Regions from separate parts of the Homo sapiens genome. Here region 2 is linked to region 1. Evidence: chromatin loops called from intact Hi-C (ENCODE). Cell type or tissue: endothelial cell of umbilical vein. All regions are shown on one strand.

Region 1 (2,500 bases):
TCTCAGTGCCCTGGGGAGTTGAAGCTGGAGGACCCTTGACCGCAGACCAACTCTGCATGTAAGAACGGTCAGCTAAATTTTCTCCTTTCAATGGTTTAAGTGGGTGTTTAACTCCCTTCATCTCCTCATCCGACACACTAGCAAGGGCACACGCCCACCCGCGCCCCCATCCCTTCTTCTTGCTTCCCCTCAGATCGAGGAAATTGCCGCTCTGGCTGCTTCTCCTTCGCCGCCACGCTCAGACAGAGGTCGCTTCTGACTAGCTGTAAGACCCGGCTGCATTTACATCCCCCCGCCCCGGGCCAGGGTGGGGTGGGAGGGGGTGAGGCGGGGTGAAGAGGTTGGGGCAGGCCGGGGGACTGGAGCCTGAGCCTCATCCTTATTGGCTGGCGGCTAGTGTCCGACCTGAGTCCGGAACCCGCGTCCGCATTCACTGTCTTCACCCCTCAATCCAGCCTTCCCCCAACCCCTGGCCCTACTTACCTCCTTCTCCCCCTCGTCTTCCCCCCTGTCCTTCCCAGCACCGTCACCCTCGGGGCTGGGAAGGGCCGTTCTCGGTCCCGCGCGGGGAGTGGACCAGGCAGGAGAGGGAGGTTGGAACTTCACAACTCCACACTTGCGATAGTGAGCAAGAGAGAGGCAGAGAGAGATAGGGGGAAGGGGCGGAGAGGAGGGGAGAGAGAAGGGAGGCGAGAGAAAGAGGAGAGAGACCCCTGCCGATCCTGAGCCAGAGGGCGGTGGAGGGAGGGGAAGGAGTCGCCCGAGCCGTCCGGGAGCAGTGGCAGCGGCACAGCCGGGGCGGCAATAGCAGCCCCGCGGTCGCCTCCGCTGCCCGCCGGGAGCTCGGCGGTTCACGGCTCCGCGCCCCGGGCAGCTGCGTCCTCGCCACCGCCGCCGCCTGCGCCCTTGCGGAGCCGAACCAGAGGGCCGGGACGCTGTCTTCCTCGCCTCCTTTTTTAACCCTGACCTCCTCCTCGCAGCTTGGGGGCGGCTCCGGAGCTGCGAGACCGGACAGGGCTCAGAGGTCCTGCCCGGCAGCCCCGAGGAGGCGGAGGCACGCTCCGGCGAGGCGAGAGGGTTGGGTTAGCAGGCATCCCGGTCGCCCCTTCCTTCTTTTCGCCGGAGTTGAATCTGTGCTGCCCGTGTCCAGGTGCTGGGCTTCCGGACCGACACGGATCCCCCATCCCCGCCCGCGGTCGCCTTGTCATGCTGCCCAAAGTGGAGACGGAAGCCCTGGGACTGGCTCGATCGCATGGGGAACAGGGCCAGATGCCGGAAAACATGCAAGGTAAGGAGGCGCCGCGCGGCGCTCCGGCTCCCGCTGCTTCCCCACCCCCGGGCTCGCCCTGCAGGCTTCAGCCTCCCGCCCCGCGCGGGCGCGGGAGTAGCCCCGCTGGGCGCTCGCAGCCGCGGGAGTCAAGCCCCCTCCCCAGGTGCAGGCATAAAAGTTTATGGCTCTTGAACAATGCGGGGCAGAGGTTTTTCCAAGCAACGTCTAATTGGCCGCTTCTAATTAAGGAAAGAGAGGCTTCCAGCTCTATGGCAACCCAAGCAGGGCAGCTTCAGGCTAAAGGTACTTTAGAATAATAAGATCATTCTAAGAAATGGAATGTCTCACTGGACACCCGAACAGGTTCTCTGTCATTGGAATTGGTGTGTACTGTACTTCAACCAGTACTCTTGTGTGGAGGGAGGCGACCCAGTCTAGGAAAGTCAACTACAGAAAGAGGTGACCTCCGAAAGGATTGTCTTAGCGCTATTAGAATACATGTGACCACACCAAAAGCCCAGGCGGACACCCGCAGCCAGCTCGGATTTGGACAATTCAACATTGCTGGCAGAACTGAAGGGAACAAGTTACCCCAACCCCATCCCCTGTACGCGTAGTGCTGAGTGAGTTGGGGGTGGGAGGACAGCGGTTCGTTTATTGCCCCCTTTTAAAATCTGAGATCTGAAAATATGGAGGTCCCATTCGTTTTCCCAGCTCTTGATTGCCAACAAAAAAACAAATCCCGCTGGCTACATTTTCTCCTCATTCCAAAATAGCAACCCTATGGCTTGTATTAAGCCCTTCAGAAGTTTATCTCATTTGCTCTGGGCCAGGGAGGGAACAATGCTAGGAAAAGTCACCGGTGCTCTTCCATCCTCGCCCCTTCCAGGGTGCAGGATGTGCGGGCCGGCGGGCCTGTGATCCCGGAACGCTTCCTGCCATCCCCTTGCGCGAACTTGAAAGGACTGGGAGGTGTTGAGAGCAGAGTTCAGGGCTGGTGCACTCTGCGGTGCTGAGTGGGCGGCGCGCCCGGGCGCTCAGGCCGGGGGACCTGTAGTCGCCCTACCGCGGAGGGGAAAATACGTAGCTGGAGGGCGTGCGCCGTGCGGGTTGTGATCCGTTACCCCATCGGTCATCCTGGGGTCTCCCCAAGCCTCTAGGTAGGGCTGTGAGAGTCCCCTAGAGCTGAAGCCCCGGAGGCTGACCTGTGGGTCTGGCTGCTATGGGAAC
Region 2 (2,500 bases), 200 kb after region 1:
TTTAAAAAGTCTTCATGGTAATAAAAAAGTATGGTAACAACAAAAATGACAACAAATGATATACGATTATTTTGGGGGTGTGTAAAATTTAACACAAATGTAACATAAAATTGAGTTAAAATGATGTTTATATAGAAAATAATTATTTTAATTAATGAGCTTGCATGTATGAGGGTCTATTTTGTTATACTATGATTTGTAGAGCAAATTAATAAATAGTATTCTTTTAGTATTTACTTATTCGTTTAGCTATGTTATGCCAAGAGGAATTGGTAGTGATTAATAAAGAGGGACAGTTTTTGTAGATTCTTCTTTAACCATAAATAAGCTGGACACCTTTTATATGAGTATTGTTATTAATGGCAACAACAAATCTTTAACAATGTAGGCAGTGTGTCTGGAATTTGTAAAAGAGATGCCATAAAGAGGTCAAAGGAAGAAGACAGAAAAAGTGTGGGTTTATCGCTCATGTATATTAATCCCCAATAAGACAGGATCTGATATCGCAGCATCTTAGAGGAAGAAAACAAAACCATTACTGCGTAAACATCCCCAGTGAGGAGCCAACGAGACTCAGAGGCCCTGTCTGCAGAAGCAGATAGCGGTCACCCACCCATCCATCCATCCATGACACACCCCCATCAGAGAAGAGGGTCTGCTTTGTGTTTATTGGGTCTGGAGCTGAGGCTGCAATAGATGACCAATATAACAGAATGGGGGCAAATCACTTAAAATGTCTGAAATTGCATGACTAGTTGACATTATGCAATTTCCTAACTTACTATTCAACTTCACTTTCCACTAGGTGCTGAGAGCATGAGCATATAAGCAACAGGAGTTTTTAAAAGGCCGCTCTTCAATGCAGACAGAGCTAAGCACCTCAGTAGTGACACAATATAAACTTCACTACATGAAATCCTGGAAGTTGATGTAAACAGCTTTTAATAGCAGTGAACATTTGTTCGCTTTGTTTAGACCATCTGGATGTTCCATTGTGTTCAGTTCAACACTGACTGCCGCCGGGTGACAGTTGATATATGTTAAGTACAAGCAAAGTGCCTCAGCCCACTCTGGGGACCTTAACGAGAACTTTTCAGTGTTTTGTGGATTATTCTGTCAGATCGCAGCCGAGTCGCCTGCATCCTTTATGGCTACATGCCAAAGTCCTCCGGCTTTTTTATCAAAGGAGAGTTTTGCTTTTACTGTTTGAAAGGTTAGGAAAACTATGCCAAAGTTCTTCCAGGCAGCTTGGAGAGCACGAGCTGACAGGAATGATTTCCAATATGGAGGAGAGAATAAAGAGGACCTTGGATCCTAAGAGAAGCCAGGCTTTGCTTGTTTAATATGCAACATGTCTGACAAACAAGCCATTAAAACACCACCAAAGAAAATCTGCCCGATAAACATATAAAGCGGTTAGTTTTCTGAAGAGGAGAGATTATTCCTTAAAAGCACAATCTCCTCCACCCGCACGAACCACTGTGTGGTGTGCAATTGTGCATACGTATGTTTACTTTCTAATGCAAAGAAGCCTCCGCGTGCTTATCCTGATGTTGCACGAAGCAGAATCATTCAAGTGAAAAATGCCACTGCAAAAAGAGAACGAAACAGATCAACATTACTTTGTATAAAGATTACACAAGCACAGTTGGCGCCCTGCAGAGCAAAGAAAGGGCTTAAAAATCTGCCCTGACTCACTTACCAGCCAGTTTGGCTTTATTGGAACATCTGCGAAATGCTAAATTTGCACTTCTGGAGCTCTTCGAACCCACTGCTGTTGCTGCTGCTTGGTGAAACACAGATGAGGCATGATGGAGCTGGGATCGCTTGAGATACAATTATATTTCTGACTTCTTTTTTTTTTTTTTTTACTACATCATTTAAAAATGATTTAATAAATGCAATTTTACCTCACTACAGAAAACATAGAAACTAGATGATGTCCAAGTTGAGTATCCCTTATGTGAAATATTTGGGACAAGAGGTGTTGTAGGATTTCGGATTCTTTTGGATTTTGGAATATTTCATATACATAATGAGATATCTTGGGGATGGGACCCAAGTCTAAACACAAAATTCATTTATATTTCACATACACTTTATACAGATAGCCTGAAGGTAATTTTATACAATATTTTTAATACTTTTGTGCATAAAACAAAGTTTTGATTGCAACCTGTCACATAAGGTCAGGTGTGAAATTTCCTAGTTGCAGCATCAGGTCAGTGCTCAAAAAGTTTCGGATTTTGGAGGATTTTGAATTTCAGGTTTTCTGATTCAGAATGCTCAACCTGTATCATAACAACTTGATCTCAGATTCTTGTTCATGCTGGAAACATAATGATACCTCTTGTGTTTGGTGTCCTGCCAGATCTCAATGAAAAGTCGAAATGAAGGGGAGAAAGTTTATGTATAGGTGAAATCTATGATTGATATAACTCTGGGTACCATGATTTAGATAACATTTGGTTCTAACAAGTACCACAATCGTCACCCTTTC

Evidence for each region. A loop is a pair of places that touch in the nucleus more often than their neighbours do. Peaks named below come from ENCODE experiments on the same cell type or tissue, not always from the same donor. Only the 100,000 strongest peaks of a DNase experiment are listed, where the experiment ranks them.
Region 2: it touches region 1 in a loop (1.9-fold over the local background); 3 of 110 quality-filtered maps call a loop at or near these places.

Annotation. Positions count from the first base shown.
Region 1 is chr1:200,038,508-200,041,007 of GRCh38, forward strand. NR5A2 (nuclear receptor subfamily 5 group A member 2) reads left to right here. Exons shown (of 8, transcript NM_205860.3): 2 at 1,151-1,288. Among named protein-coding and RNA genes, the nearest start is that of NR5A2, 12 kb to the left of the region's middle. RefSeq lists an enhancer at 1,906-2,500. In endothelial cell of umbilical vein, no CTCF peak of the experiment used is centred here; DNase peaks (open chromatin) are centred at 614, 1,174, 1,534, 2,194 and 1 weaker place; H3K4me3 peaks cover 2,330 bases; H3K27ac peaks cover 353 bases.
Region 2 is chr1:200,241,682-200,244,181 of GRCh38, forward strand. LOC124904479 (a long non-coding RNA gene) reads right to left here. Exons shown (of 2, transcript XR_007066782.1): 1 at 1,703-2,500; 2 at 1-1,589. Among named protein-coding and RNA genes, the nearest start is that of LINC00862, 130 kb to the right of the region's middle. In endothelial cell of umbilical vein, no CTCF peak of the experiment used is centred here; a DNase peak (open chromatin) is centred at 1,060; H3K27ac peaks cover 800 bases.